Regions from separate parts of the Homo sapiens genome. Here region 1 is linked to region 2. Evidence: chromatin loops called from intact Hi-C (ENCODE). Cell type or tissue: IMR-90. All regions are shown on one strand. Links, peaks and the distances in the headings refer to the core of each region. The heading gives the core; the rest is flanking DNA.

Region 1 (9,530 bases), core at 4,306-6,805, 70 kb after region 2:
GAAAATCACCATGCATTGGGCTCCTTCTCTGCACCAGCCCCAGGCCTGGCATTTAATCTTCCTGCTTCACAATCCTGCACAGGAGCTATCATCGTCCCTGGTTTTGCATCTGAAAACACAGTCCCCCTTATTCTGACTCTGGGCTGAGTGTGTCTGTAAAGAAAAGATAAAGGCAGATGGCTAATCTCAGCACCACACGAGTGACTTTCCCAGTAAACAGAGCTTATTGTCTCAGACTCTGGAACATTTAAATGTAACTTCCACCAGGTCACACAGCAGGTGGCTGACAAAGCTGGGGAAAAGCCTGCTCACCCCAGTGCAGGGCTCTCTTGAGGCCATCATACCTCACCTAAAATGCCAAATCTCCCAAGTGATCAATCTCCTTTCCACCAGTCTCACCCTGACAAATGCATCCCTATCCTTCAGCTAGTGATCTTTCTCCCCTAAATACACATCATGGGCTGAAAACTGTTCAACAATGCCGTGTCACATAAGATAAAGTTCACGGCTGAGCCTAACTTCTGCCAGCGGAACAGCCTCCATTCCTGTTTCCATGCCCCTATGCCTTCTTTTTTAGAGACAGGGTCTGGCTCTGTGACCCAGGCTAGAGTGCGGTGACACCATCATAGCTCACTGAAATCTGAAACTCCCAGGTTCAAGCGATTCTCCTGCCTCAGCCTTCTGGGTTGCTGGGACTACAGGCATGTGCCACCACACCTGGCTAATTTTTTATTTTAATTTTTTGTAGGGATAGGGTCTCATTATGTTGCCAAGGCTGATCTTGAACCCCTGGACTGAAGTGATCCTCCCACCTTGGCCCCACAAAGTGTTAGGATTAGAGGCATGAGCCATCATGGCTGGCCCCTATGCCTTTTGATCAAGAAATTGTGAGCAACTATTGGGCTCCTAAAAACACAGCATTCCATTGCACATGGTGTTCTCTCAGAGTATCTCACTGCTGCTCAGCTGTCTTCTCTCAAAACACCTCCTTCCAGCCCTCAATGAAATAACCTTTCAATTAATTGGCTTCCTCCTCTGTACCCTTTTCTATTTTATTAAACTCTACAATTGCTACTTGACTCAAGAATCACAAAATAATCATTGCACAAGTCTGCTTTTCCCCCACTGGTTGTATGTTGGTTATTACCCTTTGAATTTTCAAGATTTAGCACTGGGCCAAGTAAAGGGCAGACACCCAGGAAATGCAGGTGGACAGAATGAGGCTTTCCAGTGTGCTGACCAAAACCCAAAGGAGCTAGGCCCCCAGTGAAGACAGAGTCTCAAGGATATAACATGCAGAATATCAATTAGACCACGTGGATCTTTTCTGCTTGCTCTCTGATCTGCTTCAGCACAAGTGATCCAGAAAAATAAAGTATTACTATAAAATATTCAAAGAACTCCCTGGAAAAAAATTAATTAGTGCATACCCAATAAATAATTAAGATGCAAAACTAAAAGACATGTTTAAAAAACTATTACTGGCATGGCAGCTTACAGCTGTTAAAAGATGAATTACTCCTTACTCTAGACTCTCTTTGAAGCCAATAGATTACAATTACACTGTTCAAAGTTACTTACTTCATTTTTATGTACACTCTACCTAGAAAAGTCCCTTAGTTGAGGTAACCCAAAATGTGTCCTATTACTGATTCTGGAGATCCTTAAAAATAAGGTTTCCACTGAGATTGCACTTTTCAGCCAAAGCAATAACCTAAGATTTCAGATTTGCAGCTCCTGCACCTGAGCAGCCACAGTGCTGGTCTCATTCAGGGGAGCCATGAGCTCATCCTTGTTTGCTCTCAGTTAATACTTGTTGAGTAAAGGAACAAACAGATGTGAAACCACCTGCCAACTCGTGAAGCTTCCTGGTTACACAGACGACTGCCAAAAAGTTTGCATTTATTTCCAAGTGTGCCTGAATTCACCAGCGTTTGCTTTTCAATGAGCTAACCTTTGTTTCTGTGCTGCAGGATGAAATACAAACCCCTCAGACATCTCATCAAGATAAAACCATGCAAAGATTAGCGTGCCAATAGGGGAAAGGATGAAGTACAAGTGCCAGGCAAGGAAAACAGGAAGCACCACAGGCCATGGCACCAAACTGACGTCACCACTGACTCTGAAATGATGGACTCCAATTTCTAGTCTGGACCAGGACTAGGTCCCGGTTTAGTGGGACTGATAATGACCAGGACTACTAGTAGGCATGAATGCACTTCTTAGCAGCATCTCAAAATCATTTAAATATGGGATTTTGCTGTGCGACTCAAATAAAGGCTACTCAAGGAAGCCAAAAGACAGTTGGGCAATATATTGTTTTGGAAAAAGGTATAAATCACTCTTTAAATATACCCTATTTAAGGCAAATGCAAGGACTCTCCCCATTAGATGACATCAGTGCTAGACAAGCCTAAAAGAGAATCTGAAATATGTTGACAGAGGGGCAGAAAGAAACTGCCTGTGCTCCTGCTATCCTATCCCTGAAGCTTGCACGCTAAGCCCCTGCCCTCATGGGTCTGCCAGCAGGGCTCCAGCGAGTGAGCCACACAAGGCATCATTTCCAACTTTTCCTCCAAAGACGCTGGGTTAAAATCTCCCACCTCAGTGCATGTGCCCTATCCTGAAAATATCATCTTCCAAATATATTACATTTATTAACCATTTATCTTCCTGTTCCTTATCAAACATAGCAAGGCTTCAGCCACCTAGATACGAACACCATAGCCACAATGGAGGGAATTCCAGACACCATGGGTTGTTGTAGAAAGACCACAGGCTTTGATTCCAGGACTGCCCGTTGCCCTGGCTGGGCCTGGCAGCAGCCAAGTGAGTGTGGCCTGGTGCCTACTCTGATCAGGGCACCACTCTGGTCCCACCCACGCCCCAGCTGTGGAGTATTGGCTGCCAACTGCATGAGGTATGGTATAGAAAAAAAATGAAAGGAAGTCAAAAACCCAGCACCCAGTCTGGTACACAGGAAGCATCCCCACATGTCTGTTCCTCTCCCCTCTTGCCAAAACAAAGCAACTTAGTCCTTCTCTCTGCCTGTGTTTCCCAGTCATAGATAAAACTGTGATGTCCACCTTACTCTTCGAAACAGTAAAATGGCCAGGGACATCCATGGCTACCTTCATGAACTCCACAACATCCTGGAGCCTCTGGTTGGGAGGCTCTGCCCTATGGCACAGCCCTGCTGTCCTGAAGCCACTGGGGCCACTGCACAGGCAAGGAAGGCTATGGGGACACTGTGGGAGCAGCCACCAAACCGCACTGCTGTGTGTTCTCTGAATCAAGGACTGAGCCCAGTGCTTTCCGCCACCAATGCCAGTCTCAGGACTCAGTGCCCACAGCCTGAACCCGACATCTGCTTTAAAGGGCATAAGAATTGGCCCACACCGGATTTCACATTCCTAATGAGAACATTCCAGATGAAGCAACAGCAAAAGAGCTGAGTCTGAACATCCAATTCCAAGGACGACGGCAGTGTTCCAGCCCCATCGCATGCCTTTGGTCAGGGGCCGACACTGAGCTCACAGCACACACCACAGGCAGGCTACCACAGTCCCTGGTCCCCCTAGACACTGCCCCTCCAGACAGCGGATTTCCCATCTTACATTCACTGTCTTTGCCGTGGGTCTCCTGCTCACATCCCACTGTCTAATGAGTCTCAGCAGGGGTCCATGAAAGGGCCAGACGGTAACCACTGCAGGCTGCGGGGTCTGTGTGGCCTTCCCCGCAGCCACCAGCTCTGCTGTTAGAGCTCTGTTGTTAGGCAGCCACAGACAATACATAGCCTGCAGGCAGTGTGCCAACCCCAGCCTTAAATCTGCCTGTGGGTAAGGCAGAGTCAACTGGAGAGGCAATGAAGAACTATGTCATTTATCCGAATTCTTCCAAACCAAGATAACCCGCCTTTATCTGAAACAGTCACACGATAGACAACCCAGGCAGGGACGGCTCGGTTGATAACGGGCAGAGCACAGGAAGGAGAGTCTGAGGAGAAAACGCAAGTGCAGGCTCAGGAGCCTCTCATCTCAATCCCAGGTTCTGAGCCAGACAATTCTTAAGGTTCTTTTCAACTTGATAATTACAGAATTCTAAGAACCATGACTCAGTCTGTGTTCGATTTCCATGAAGAAAAAAAGATTCCAAAGCCCTAGAAGTTACAAATTTTTAAAATTTGAGTTAAAAAAAGATGTTCATTTATTGAAACTTAAATAGATCAGAAAACATGAAGAAGAAAGTAAAATTTTCCCTTAAATCCCACCACCCAGGGATGACCAACACAGACTTTGGAAGTCTTACTGACATCTGCGTGAAGACAAGCGCAAGGTCATACATGACACTCAGTGTGTTCCCACAGCTACCAGTCACACAACAGTTATACCCACAGACAAGCAATTGCTTTGAACATGCACGTTTATTTTGGAAGAGAAATACTGGACTCAGCTAAGGCAGTGCTCTTCTACAATACTCACCAGTCGAGGCTTCGTGCTGGCACTGGGAAACTTAGACCACTTCCGTAACCCACATGCAGTTTGGTTTCTTAGCTAGGACAAAAAGTCCAGCATCCCTGCCAGAGCTCAACATGGGCAGACATGTGTCCCCATTTCTAAGACAAGGAAAATGAGAGCCCAGCAGTATCAGATCCCAAACAATTGCTTCCTGCTATGGGCTCCGGAGAGGTGATGCTGCTGATTCAAAACACCAGCCTGGGTGGCCAGGTGCAGCCCAATAATCCACACTGTTTGGAATAACAAGAGCTAGGACGGGACAAGCGGAGGGAGGTAAGAAAGGAAAATTACACCATTAAGGACTATTTTCACTGCAAACACCAAGAGGATAAAAGTTTGCTATCTCAATAAACGTATTTTAATGTTTTTAGGTTACAGTCACAGAAAAAGGAAGACCTCCAGGAGCAGGGAGAGGACGGCTGAGCTCCGTGCATGGTGAAGAGGGGTTTGACCGCTGGCTCGCGCATTTCCACGCTGTTTGCAAGGTCCTTGTCAGGAGAGAAACAGCACAGGCCACACGCAGCTGTTGCCCACAGATCCCTGTGGCGGCTGATACTTCAGACGCTGTGCTCAGAGGCCTGGCTGCCAGAGGACCCTGGTCTGAGAGCTAATGCACAGCTCACTCATCGGCATATTCCAGATGGCTCCGGGAGACCTGCTCCCCACCCGCTCTGCCCCAGGTCATTGCCTGGAACTGGGAAATGACGTGCATATCAAGTTTTCCCTCGTGCTCCAAACCAAGCAACCAAACAGGCCCTCATGGAGCCCACAGTGCTGGGCCCTGCCTTTTATTGGGAAACGGGCGACTCAGCTGAGAATCACGCTGAAAATAAACAAGCTCACCACAGCGAAAGGAGGGAGTCAAGGCTGGGCTCGGCACATGCATGCCCTTTATGGGAACACAGAATGGGAGTTTCAAAGTGAATCCATATAAAACACAAATAGAACATCTTCATTCCTGGATGACAGGCCAGCTTGGGGCAGGCAGCCACTCCCCGCTGCAAGTGAGCGTGGCCGGGATGCACGGCAGGGAGCCAGCCAGCGTGGGCACCAGGAGGGCAGCGCCAGGCGCAGGGGCTGGGCCTCTGGAAGGCATTAGCTGCACCGAACTCCCAAAGGCCCAGACTAAACAGCCCTGGAGCCCTGGATTCATTCCCGCACAGGAAATGTCTCAGAGGCAGCTCTGCACAGACCAGGGGCGGCGAGAAGGAAATAGCTCCCTGTGCTCCGTGTTCTAATGCACTTCCCTGGCCCGCCGCGGGCGAAGCCACAGCGCTGACCATACCCGCGAGCCCAGCAGCAGTGAGGGGTCGGGGTAGGGGGGCAAGCGTGGAGCAGGAGGGGAAGCATTTTTGTTAGGAAGAGTATTTCAAGTCAATATGCAGATAATTTTCTCCGAATATTCATAGTCACTAACAACAAATAGCCATCATTTTGTATAGAGATGACAAAAACTTTGAATTCTTAACAGGCTATAGATAAGAAATAGATATGACAAGGAAATAAAAGGACATTCAACTCTACATATATAACCAAAACAACCAAATACATGTAAGCAAATACAGCCATAATATGGTTATATTTGGTGATGTATGTACTTTATATACATAAATAAACCAAAAAATGTACATATATATAAAACAAAACAAAACCTGAATGATCTAGGTGCTGCAGATTACTGAGGAAGAGATAAGTCACACAGCAAGTGAGCTACATAAAACCAGGATGCCCATGAACCAAACCAGGACACAGACTCCCCCAGCCCCCAGCACCTGGCATGCAGGTGTGCCTCCCGGGCTTGGTTCCTGTGGGGAGCGCCCTGTGTGCCTCTGTGCCTCAGCACCCAGCCCGGTGTGGGCTACCTGCAGGCAACAGCTGCTTAGTGAGGTGATTTATCAGTCCTCTTTGAACAGAGGAAGGTGACGCAAGGTAGCTTACTGAGGGGAGAAAAGCGCCCTCTCTGTTCACAGGTAAACTATGCCCTGTGCACCTGGATGTCAGCTTCCTGAGAGAAACAGATGGGTCATCCGCACCCCTTGAGCCCCAGTGCCTGGCACATGGTCAATGCCCAACAAATATTTATTTAATTAACAAATAACAACCTCAGACTGTGGAGCAGGATGAACCCTTAGGAAATATTCTGTTTGACCAGGCACAGTGGCTCGCACCTGTAATCCCAGCGCTTTGGGTGGCCGAGGCGGGTGGATCACGAGGTTGAGGTCAGGAGATCGAGACCATCCTGGCCAACATAGTGAAACCCCATCTCTACTAAAAATACAAAAATTAGCCAGGCATGGTGGTGTGCGCCTGCAGTCCCAGCTACTCAGGAGGCTGAGGCAGGAGAATCACTTGAACCCGGGAGGCGGAGGTTGCAGTGAGCCGAGATTGTGCCACTGCACTCCAGCCTGGGCAACAGAACAAGATGTGGTCAAAAAAGAAAGAAAGAAAGGAAAGAGAGAGAGAGAGGAGAGAGAGAGAGGAGAGAAGAGAAGAGAAGAGAAGAGAAGAGAAGAGAAGAGAAGAGAAGAGAAGAGAAGAGAAGAGAAGAGAAAAGAAAAGAAGAGAAGAGAAGAGAAAAAAGAGAGAGAAAGAAAACATCTCGTTCATCTGCAGATAAGGAAACAAGAGCCGACGATGGTATTAGGGGTATGTAAAATTATAATCCTCTAAAACACCTTCATAGCCTAAGGAAACTTGTAGAGATTATAGTTTCTGGCAAAGTGTTTTGGCCAAAATGCCATGATTATCAAAACTATAACAGTTATGAGCCATATGAAGATAAAGGACTATTCAGGAAAATAGGATGTGATGTTTCTTTTGTTATCAAGTAAAACATTAAAGTCTCTTAAAGATTTAAAACTCATATACTTCTGCACTTCAATATAAAGCACCTGCCATGCATGCCAGGTGCCAGTGGGAGGGAGCATCTGTGTTCATGGAAGTTCTGGTTTTATATAGCCCACTTCCTATGTGACTTATCTTTTTCTGAGTAATCTATCAGCCTATTTGATTTTGGGGGGTCATGTGTGTGTGTGTGTGTGTATGGTTGTTTTATACATATGTATTTTGGTTATATATATAGATATATATAGAGAGAGAGATATAGCCAAACAATGAAAACAATTAAACACATGCTATGTTCAAATACATTGCCCAACCCTATTAAACTTATGGAGAGCTATCCTACTTGCTAAGCTCGGTCAGTTTGTTCAGCATAAAGCAACTTTATGCCTTTAGCCTGGACCCCTTAGAAGCTACAGAAATGAAAATGGACCCATGACCAAGAGAGCACAGAGCAGAGATAAGAAGCTCCCTCCAGCTTCCTCCCCGACAATTCAACACCCTCCTCCACCACAGGGAGCTGAGCTGTGTTCTTCACCAGCACAGCATCATCAGCCACATCATCACCATCATAGTATGGAGCAAGGGACCCTTCCTGAAACTTGGTGGGCTCAGAAATTAATTTCATACCACCAATGGATGGTACTATGAACTTGGCAAAAATAATATACCCGCCTCTCAGCAAGTACAAACACTTTCCAAATGATTTTAAATGCTTAGAGACAAACCAGCACTGTTTGTCCCATAGCTGGTTTTCTAACCACAAATAAAGTCACAACTCAGTATTATTAAATAGTACATATGACGAGATGTGGGCCTTACAACTAACAAATCTACCAGCAATCCTGCTCCAAAGAATTCTGGCTCCTCCAAAGGCTGCCTCAGTGGTGGTTCCTAGTGCCACTTCTCAGCCCTCAGTGACCAAGGGAGAGTCCTGTTAGGCAAACTCATGAGCTGCCTTTCTTCCAGGCCACACACCACAGGTGACAGCTCAATGTGTACTGAGCCCTCGAGAAGATGATGAAATCAGGTTTGGCTCAGGAGTCCTGAAGATACAGCAGAGAACAGGCCAGCATGCAGCGTTCCATTCATTTGTTTCCAAAGACAACTCTCACTGAGGTCTTAAAAAACACAGTTGCCCACCAGGAAGACAGAGATCTACTGTTCAGGCTTAATTCCTACTGTGAAGAAGGCAATGAGAAGGGCCAACAGTGCTGATGGCCTCTCAGAAGCCAGTGCCAGAAGGCATCACAACAGACCCAAGAGAAGGGAACTCCTGACTGAAAGGTTTTCAGTTTGAGCAGCTGCCAGTCCATGGCATCGATTTGTAAGATTCTTACCACCTACGGCCAGATCAGTCAGTCTGGGCAACATTACAGTCCGAAGATTAGAAGTAGGAAGAGACTAAGGTCAAGTGTAAGAAGATGTTGCAGAAGGTCCCCCTCTGAACAGGGAAGCCCTCTCCCTCCTGCTGAGAGCCCATCTTGCCCTCTCCCTCCTGCCAAGAGCCCATCTCGCAAGCACAGGAATCTAGCTAGCATTAGCAAGGCTCTTGAAGTCATCATATTTTTCCATTCATCTCACTCCTGATAGCTGGGTTCTGAACAAAGACAGCCCTGCACTCTGAGATCACTCACCAAATGACCAGAAATAATGCAAGAACAGGAATGTCATTTCCCAACAGTCAGACCCCATCAGGTGGTGAAAATGTATAGTTTTGATCTCTCCAGAAAAGCTCTGAATTTGTAACCCAATGATGCAATGTTTGCAAATCACAGTCTTCATTGCTGTTTTGGCTTCCTGAAAGCACACAATTTAAGCCTAACAAGGAGGCACTCAACGCATCATAAAAGCCCTGTCTTAATTGGGTGTGTAGGATGATTTCATTTTAGTAAATGAAAGTCCCACAGAGACTTTGCACAGAACAGGCTTCCCTCCCATGCCACATTTAGAGAGATCACCTTGTATCACTATGTTCAACATTTAATAAATGTTTCTCTACATGTGAAAGATACAACAATAAACACAACTATAGCTCCTTACCTGATGAAGCTTACGGTCAAGTGGAGAGAATTCAGACACTAGGCTGGGTGCAGTGGCTCACGCCTGTAATCCCAGCACTTTGGGAGGCTGAGGTGGGTGGATCACAAGGTCAGGAGATCAAGACCATCC
Region 2 (9,530 bases), core at 2,529-5,028:
CAGGACTAAACACTTAAAGGGGACGCCATCCAACAACAAAGACAGCAAGAACTGTACTCACAGTTCTCCATAGAGATACTGGCACCTGATCAAGTCTCAAACCCAAGGGCAAGCTCAGGGCCAGCCAACTTTGTCTTGCTTCTAACTTGTGTCCACACCCTGCAGAATATGACGATGGCACAGGCTGCAGTGGGAAAGGTGTGTAAAACCTCCCCTGTTCTCAGGCCACCCCTCCAAGGCCAGCAGCAGGAGGGGCACCTGCCCTGGGCCACAGGCTGCCTCAAGGGCCCGGGCATTGAGGTTCTGAGTGACTTTGACTCCTGTCTCTAGAGGCTGTGATTCTCAGTGCTGCAGATAATACCATCTCCATATTTCCTCCCTGTGTTTGCCTAACAGAAACTCCGATATCTTCTCCTGCTAACTGGCATTCTTGGGTTTTCCTCATCCTGCCAGCTTATTCCTATAGCAACTATTAGGTGGAACAGCTCTCATCTTAAAAACAGTTCCAAACAGCTTAGGGCCCTATAAATTTAATTTTCAATCTCACATTTGGCATTTGTTTGGGGGTAGTTCCAACACATCAGGAAGACAGAATTGCATTCATGGGCAAAAATCAGTACTGATGGTTTTGCCTAAAGACTGAATATAGTATTTACTTTCATAATACCACCTGAGGTTTATATATTAGGACAATTCTGCTCTGTGTCACTTTTCTCACCTGCTCCTAGATGCAAAATGTGCACATTTGCCTGAAGAAGCTGTTGCATAATGCTTTGTTGTACCTCCTGTGTGCTTCTTAAATGTTTTATGCCCCCGTCATGTTTTATCTCCAGCTCGGATTAGAATCCATTGTTTTGCAGTCCATAAATAGTACATCCTTCAAACAGTACAAAAAAAATAGCTACAGAGGATTTGCTGAATTGTAAGTTCAAGGAAAACTATTCTTTCTATCAGGATTCTAGGCAATCTAGGACCAACAGAGAAAATACCCTCGCTACAATTACCCATCTCACTGTTTAATGATCACTGCTGATGGCAAAAACTTCACCTATGAGCACATGAGCTGGGCAGGGCAAACAGAACCACCAAGTGCCCATGGCTGCATGTCGGTGGCATGAGCTCTTCTGGTGTCTAAGCCTCTCTCACTCACTACTCACTCATCTATTTACTCACTCAAGATCTTTCTAAAGCAAACCAGATCACGTATTGTCCTGATTACAGCCTTTCAATGGCTTCCCAACGCACAGAGAACATGTCCCAAACTCCTTTCCTGGATTGCAAAACCACTCGGGCCACCCCGAGGTTCTCTGAAAACACCATGCTCAATCTCTCCTTAGTCTCCCTGTACCAGGCGATTGTCCCCGACCTTTGCCTCCCTGGCCCCTTCTCACCACTCATATCTTCAGCTCTCAGTTTAGACACCATCTCTTTAAAAATGTTCCCCAGCCACCAAATATAAAAGTCATTCTCTGTCATTCTCCATTATAGGTTCCCATGGTGTTAATTACCTGTATGTCACCTGCCCCATCTGACTTTTTTCATGAGCATTTCCTGTTCATTGGCCTCCCTGGCTGGAATGCACACGAGGAGAATACGAAAATCCCTTCCTCATTTGCCACCACACACTTGATGCAAGAAGAAAGGACAGGCACTCCAGCATGTGCCCCGGGAATATCTGGTAAGGGGTGAACAGAAGGAGACTAAGCACATGGAATCTCAGGGCTGCAAAAGCACACGGGAGTCTCAGGATCCATGCGGTGTACGGCTGACGCCGGCTCTGGCCCAGGACTGGCAGTTGCTGATGGGTCCCTCTACTGAGGCAGGGGATCTGCAGACCTCTCAGCTACTGCTCAGACCTCAAGAAGCTTTCCTCAGCCCTTACAAGACACCTGCACAAGGCAATAGCCTGCTCCCAATTGTCTGCCTGAAAGACAACACCTCCCATCTCATCTGCTGCTGACGCTACAGGAATATGAACAGCCGATTTCATTGTTCTCACAAATCACGACACTCTAAATTCAATTTCCTTAATAGTCTCAAACACTCAGAATAACAGAACCATGAGTCACGGAAGTCCGACTCAGCCTCACACAGAGGACAAGAGTCCTTTGGCTGCAATTCCTGATTTCCTAATGCTGTTCTGTGAGGTTTTTGGATGCCTGTTCCCTTTGTGAGAATAGATAATCTGAAGCAGAAGAAAAAGGCCCTATTGCTCTATTTGGGCCACAGAGTGAGGGTCCCCATCCTCTCCAAACTTGCCACACCCCAGCCTGAGGACGTCACTGGGGAAAGAAGATCAAGGCCCAGCTGTGGACTCCAAACCTCTGAGCCCAGACCAGGGCTCACGAAATGTGTCCTGACTGTCTGGCCAAGCAGCCATTGGATTAATTTTACTGGAGTTTTCACAAGGTAGGCACAGCCCAGTAAGGAAAAGTCAAAGCAGGAGGTCTCTTTGGGCTAGGCCGGCCTGGGGCACGGTGGTCAGTGCAGACACAGGCTTCCCACTTGGCCTTGTTGCCATTCACTCCCGCTTCTCCAGTGGCCAATCAGTGCCTGTGTCACTGGGGCGGCTCAGCAGGAAGGCCTGGCCCCATTCTGAGCCCCAAGGCCCAGGACTCTAGGCACGGGCTGCTCTATGGGTGTGACCATCTGCAACGAGGCACGACACAGACAGGAGACAAGGTCCTCAGTGTAGCAGCCAGCAGACTCAGCTGGGAGCTTCTAGACTCCCAGGCCTGGCTTCCACCCAATTGGTGACATTAAAACTGCTAGGGGGAACCCATGCCTCAGGACTACAAAGCTCCCCAGATGGTGCCAAGGTGCTACCAAAGTTGAGAACAGCAGGAAAAGGGGCCACCTAAGCTAGGACACCAACACAGACAAGAGGGGAAGTGATTCCTCAGGGAGCCCACCATGACCAGGGAAAACAGGAGGCGAACAGAGGAGCCACCCTGTGTGGCAGGCTACCTATGACACCCCCGTCTACACCAGAGCCAGCCACTTGCAGGACGAAGGACTGGGAAAGGGAATCCTCTTTCCCAGTCTGATCACTCACAGGTGTCAGGCCAAGAAAACCACCATGAAAGCAGCACTCTGGGGAACATCGTGTCTCAGGTCCAAGCAGAGGTGGTGGGCCCCTGTAGTCCCAGCTACTCGGGAGGCTGAGGCAGGAGAATGGCGTGAACCCGGGAGGCGGAGCTTGCAGTGAGCCGAGATCGCACCACTGCACTCTAGCCTGGGGGACAGAGCAAGACTCCATCTCAAAAAAAAAAAAAAATTATTCAAGACACTAGGGAAACACGCAGGGTGGGAACAGAAAACTGGCAGATACAGAAGCCAGAGAAGAGGGACTGCAGGGACTGGGGGAGAGAACTGCCGAACCCTCACCATGGCGAGGCGGGGAGACAGAGAGTCCCAGGGGCCCTCCCAGCAGAGCTGACCGAACCAAGCCAAACCTCAATGCCTGAGGCCAAGTGGGAGGGAAGAAGGTTGTGTGGGAGGGAGGACGGATGGTTATAAATCTGATTTTCTGCCAACAAAATGTAATACGAGCTTATGTAGGAAATTTCAAAAGATATAAAGAAAAAAAAAGGACATTCCTAAAGTATTTCTTCCAGCCATTTTTTCCCCCAATGCATCTATACCCATATGGCCCTAGAAAAGGGGAGAGGGTCCCACAGCAAGATGAATTTTGTATACTTTTTTTCCACTTCAAATGCTCCAATATCCGTCCATCTTTTATAATGGCCATTACTACAAATGAATTTGTCTTTTCTGTTGTTGTTGTTATATTCTTAGGCTGGAATTGTTAGGTCAAGAGACAAACAAACTGCTTTTTCAGAGAGTTTTTGTTTTGAGGTATGTAAGTACAAACTTATTTCGCTCTCTTCTTGTCATCATTGACTGTCGACTAATTTGTATTAACTTACTAGACAATGAAGCTTCTCATTCTCAGAGCTTACTACTAAGGCCACTTATTTTAAACATATATTTTTAGTAATTATTCTTCTGATGCTCTATAGAGTTCTTTTTGGCCAAAAGGGAGGCATGGAGTTTTTGGGGAGATGTGGACTTGTTTGGATGTGGATTATAAGGAGGTGAGGGAGAAAGAAGATGGAACATGAGAAAAGAAGCGGGGAGCAAGACAGAGAGACAGAGAGAGAGAGATGGAATCAAGTTCCCAAGGGCAGGGGTGGGGGTGGGGGTGTCAGGAGTCCAGTAGGAAGAAGTAACCTTAGAAGAGAAGAGAAACCCCTCAGGGTCTAGAGAGGAGAAGGACGACAGGAGGAAATAGGAAGAAGCTCAGAAGGAAACAGAAGGGTGCTCAGAGGTGGGAGGGAGGGAAGATGAAGGCATTCTCACCTAATGGCCTCTCTGGTTCGTGTGAAATAATCCGTCAGTGGCAGGGGATATTAGAGAAGCTGAAGGTTTGAAACTGCAGCAATGAAAAACCTATTTATCCACAAGTCAAAGTGCCACACCAGGGGACTCTGCTACTGATAGGGACCATCAAGCCCAACCCTGACTCTGGTTTTAGTTTTTGTTGTTTGTATTTTGTTTGTTTGTTTTTTTGTTTGTCGCCCAGGCTGGAGTGCAGAGGTGCGATCTTGGCTCACTGCAAGCTCCGCCTCCCAGGTTTAAGCAATTTTCCTGCCTCAGCCTCCCAAGTAGCTGGGATTACAGGCATGAGCCACCACACCTGACTAATTTTTTTGTATTTTTAGTAAAGATGAGGTTTCAACCATGTTGGACTCCCGACCTCAAGTGATCTGCCCTCCTGGGCCTCCCAAAGTGCTGAAATTATAGGCGTGAGCCACCATGCCTGGCTTCAACCCTGATTTTGCATGTGAGAAAACTGAGGCCCAGAGGTGATAAATGGGTGATCCATGGTTCCACAAGAAGAGAGGGCAGTGCCAAGTCTAGAATCCCCAGGTGTGGTTCACCCACTATGCAATACAACAGCCTTCACTCACATAAGAAAACAGAGAAGGGTCTGGGCCAGAGCCCCGGCCACCACTACAGACAAGTGACTCATCTATCATGAGCCAGCAAGCATTCCACAGAGGATACCCAGCTGCAAGCCCCACTACAACTAGAGCACATTTTGCTATCAGTCACCTCCGCCTGGCTGCCAGTGATTGAGTGACTCCTCACCTTCAGCACACATTTCTCTAAGTCTCCAAGGAGACGGTCGGAAATTCTGTAAGTTGCTGTGAGCTGTGGGGATGAAAGGCAGGTGGCCGTGAAACACCCCTCCCAAAGACAAGGGACTCCCACAGCAGTGCCGCCAGCTCCTTTCCACAGGTGGCTCCATTTAAGCTGGAGCACTTGGCAGAGCAACTCCCTCCCTAAAATCTATTACTCCACCAAGAAAGCTCTTAAAAATCAGTGGCTTCATCGGCCTCTCTTTCCTCCCTGTTATCCTGGATGATCACGCCTGGCTCTGTACCCAGTCTCGTGTGTGCAAACAATGGTGTCTGCCCACTAACCCCGTGTCCCTCATCGGACCGCAGAGTCAAATATGGGGCCAAATTCAAAATCACTTCAGAATATTGTAGTCCGTTTGTTCTAAAAAGCTTTTACTTGATTGGAGGCAAGGAGCAGGGAAGACCCCAATTTTCACTAGAAAACTGTATCCTTATTCTTATTCAGTTCATTTTTGTGTGAGGAGAAAGAAATGACTACTTTGGAAATGACCCATTGAATCTTAACAAAAATACTCCTATAGCCCCCTAGGAAGGGATAAAAGCTTCCATACAGAGACCCCCAAGAAAACAAATCCATGTGAGAAACCCAGGTGAGCTGTTTGCCATCCGTATTTACGGACCCCAGCTCTTTTCGGAGCACTGTGCAGGGCTCACACCCAGGGAAGAAAGAGGTCTGGGGAAGCTCAAAGTGCTCACAGAGTTCTGAGCTCTGGGACACTCGGAAAAGACGTGTCTTGGACGTCTTCTCCTGTATACAACCATCTTGACATTTGGCACTGCATAAACCCAGGGAACTTGCTTATTTTTATTACATTTAACATTGTTCTGTCTACCAGTAGCTTTTCCTCTCATGAACAGAAAGAACTGGAGGCAGAAAAGCCAACTGAAGGGCCCTCTCATCTGTTGTCTCTGATGCATGCACCCCCTCACATAGAGCCAGTGACCACAGTGGAGCTGTATCCTCCCTTGGGACAGAGAGAAGGGACTGCCCCCCACACTGGCTGCTGTCCTCCAGGGCAGACCACACCTCGCCGGGTTTCATCAGGGGCCTTGCCTCTGTATTGCAAGAGCCACAGAGGATGCAAGCATGTAGCAGCTGCCTGGGGGAAGGAAGTCTTGAGCAACAAGGGCATCCGGTCCTCTGTGGAGTGAGGCCATCCTGTGAGCACTCTCCTCCTCCATTCATCACACTCTGGGTTTAAGAAACTCTGAAACAGTGGCATCCATAATGCGAAAAAGAATTCCTGAAAAAATGTCCCCTCCAAAGTTTCCAGTTTCCAGCAGAGATCGCACCACTGCACTCCAGCCTGGGCAACAAGGTGAGGCTCTGTCTCACTCTCACACACACACACACACACACACACACACACACACACACACACACACACAAATATACATAACAAACAAGAAATGTATAAATTAAAGAAAAAGAGAAAATTTTTTAAAGCACCCACAATCTAGCTGTCATGCTCTGGTAGTTGTCTTCCAGCCTTGTCTCTGTGCATAGATTTATAAGATTTTTAAAAATACAGTGATATTAGTGTACTTGCCATCTGGTATCCTGCTTCATTTTTAGAGCCAACACTTTTCTATTGAATTAGTCTTCATAAAAACCATTTTATTTTATTATTTTTTTTTAAGAGACAGGCTTCACTCTGTCACCCAAGCTAGAGTGCACCCGCATGATCATGGTTCACTGCAGCCTCCAACTCCAAGGCTCAAGAAATGCTCCTGCCTCAGCTCCACCTGGGATTACAGGCAGATGCCACCATGCTTGGCTAATTTTTTAATATTTTGTAGAGATGGGGCCTCATCATGTTTCCCAGGCTGATTTTGAACTCCTGACCTCAAGTGCTAGGATTACAAGCATGAGCCATTGCGTGGTCATAAAAACCATTTTAATTTGGTGGCATAACACTAAGTTAATTTATATACCATAGCTTATTTAGCAATCTCCACACTATTAATAATATCCAAGTTGTTCTTCATTTTTTGCTTTATTTTATACTAAAATGGAAACTTTGTGTAGAAAGTATTTGTTTTTTGTGTTTGTTTTCAGGATGATTTTCTTTTGGAAGATCCCCAGATGTCATCGCTAAATCAAAGACACGGGCATTTAAAAGTAGGAGTGTCCAATCTTTTGTCTTCCCTGGGCCACACTGGAAGAACCGTCTTGGGCCTCACATAAAATATACTAACACTAACAATAGCCGATGAGCTTTAAAAAAAATTCACACACACAAAAATCTCATAATGTTTTAAGAAAGTTTGCGAATTTGTGTTGGGTCACATTCAAAGCCATTCCCTGGGCCACATGCAGCCTGCAGGCCGCGGGTTGGACAAGCTTGTTTTAAAGACTTCCAATCCATCATGCTGGTTCCCAAAAGCATTATTTCACCAGCCTTCCACCAACCTTCTCCATAGACTTGTTAAGACTGTGCACTTTTTTATACTCTTTGTTACTTTGAAAGCTGAGAAACAACATTTTTTTTCAATGTGTACCTCTTTGATTACCAAGATCAAACATTTCTCCATGTTTTCTGATAAAGATAAATGTCTTCCAACATTAATTATTGTCAGTTCCTCTACTGACTTATTTCTATACATTCTTTGCTGGTGGTCTGGTTTTAGTAGTTTTAAACAACCACTTTTAACAGAGTGTTCATATATTACAAATATTAACTCTTTAAAATCTATTCCGTGAACATCTTTCCTCCATGTGTATTTTGTCTTTTGGCCTGACATTCTTGTTTATTTCTTATTTTAACATTGTTTGCAGTGAGATGATGTCACTGCTTTCATTTGTGTTGGCTTCTCTACCTTCTAAGTTTAGCTTCCCCTGATCTTTCTGTGTCCAGGGTCTTTAATATTAAACCCTTAGGCCAGTTGAAATTTCTCTGGGGACTGCCTCTCCCTGCCCTAGAACTATACTTATGCCTTGTCCCCTGAGCTGTAAGTACAGGTCACTGCAGCGTTTCACAGCCGGAGACTGTACCTGCAATTTTGATCTCTGAGGAGAGTCCTCTTAAATGTATAGGCTGTTTCCTGGCTAAGAAGGCTCACCCCTCACTTCAGGGCAGCACCAGTTTGCAAACAGGAAACAGTCCATGCTGTAAGAATAAAATAAGGGGCAGTGTCACCTGGGATTTCCTTTCTTCGACCTTGACCTTTAGGCGTCTTTAATCTCCCCATTTGGGCAGCATCTTCTCGTGGTAATGTTAATGGTACTGTCCCTGTTTCTCAACAAAATAAAGCCCTCATTCATTGTCATCTTCAACCAAGTGTATGCAAAGAAATAACCAAAACAAAATATACCATTTATTTCCTACAATGCACTGACCCAAGAAGACCACCTTTTCTGATTCCTAAAAAACACGGCTCACAGCTGTGTGCTCAAGGTGAAGTTTGAGGAGAAAGAGAATGGAAGTGATGCACAGCTTACTCCAATGACATGGGAGCTCTTCCAGAGTGCTTCACTGGGATGCTCGCACACTCTGGAGGCACTGCTGGGCATTGCTCATTATTCCCCTGCCCCGACACTGCATGCAGAAACAACCTGGACTTTAGGACCGAGGGGAATTTGGTCATTAATAAGAGGTCCAAAGGCAAGTATATTACATTGTAATTGGGAGGCAGTTTTCACTTCCAGAAAGTTTTCTTTCTTTTGGCAGTGATTAAGAGTTCTAAAAATGTCCCCCAGAAATAAACTATTGATCTTGGAGAGGTTCAAAATGTGAATAGCTTCATGCATATTATAATAGGTCAAGGCGAAACCAACCCCACAGCCTCTTAAAGTAAGGGCAGTGAGCATGCATATTATAATAGGTCAAGGTGAAACCAACCCCACAGCCTCTTAAAGTAAAGGCAGTGAGCATGCATATTATAATAGGTCAAGGTGAAACCAACCCCACAGCCTCTTAAAGTAAGGGCAGTGAGCTTAGAAGGCCCTCTCCTGTGCAATCTGGCTTGGCAGGGTTAAGAGGTTTTATCAGTCAAGCATGTAGGAGAGGAGGCCCACCCTGGTGCCGAGTGCACGTGAAGATGAAATAAGAACAGGGAGAGAGGGGCTCAGTAGAGAGTCTAACAAGTGTTGTCATCAGAGCTCACACTTCCCACAGGGATGCCTCGACTGCACACCTTCAATCTTTATGTTGGTAGACACGTACACTCTCCCTCTCTCCCTCTAATGACACCAAAAAACAGCAAAAGCAAAACAAACAAACAACAGCCTTCGAGGCCCATGCCATGGCATCTCTCAAACCCAGGAGAACCATCTTACCAGTCACTTCCAGCAGCACCTGCTTCTTGCTCTCCAGGTGACCA

What was found. A loop is a pair of places that touch in the nucleus more often than their neighbours do. Peaks named below come from ENCODE experiments on the same cell type or tissue, not always from the same donor. Only the 100,000 strongest peaks of a DNase experiment are listed, where the experiment ranks them.
Region 1: it touches region 2 in a loop (1.9-fold over the local background); 20 of 110 quality-filtered maps call a loop at or near these places.

Annotation. Positions count from the first base shown.
Region 1 is chr2:109,167,783-109,177,312 of GRCh38, reverse strand. The region is part of intron 1 of SH3RF3 (SH3 domain containing ring finger 3); the gene reads right to left. It also overlaps a transcript of RANBP2 not described here. Among named protein-coding and RNA genes, the nearest start is that of MIR4265, 31 kb to the right of the region's middle. In IMR-90, for the core only: a CTCF peak has its summit at 5,778; DNase peaks (open chromatin) are centred at 5,262 and 5,682; H3K4me3 peaks cover 239 bases; H3K27ac peaks cover 2,325 bases.
Region 2 is chr2:109,235,516-109,245,045 of GRCh38, reverse strand. The region is part of intron 1 of SH3RF3 (SH3 domain containing ring finger 3); the gene reads right to left. It also overlaps a transcript of RANBP2 not described here. Among named protein-coding and RNA genes, the nearest start is that of MIR4266, 73 kb to the left of the region's middle. RefSeq lists enhancers at 5,926-6,015, 6,056-6,145, 6,296-6,485. In IMR-90, for the core only: no CTCF peak of the experiment used is centred there; a DNase peak (open chromatin) is centred at 3,485; H3K27ac peaks cover 2,064 bases.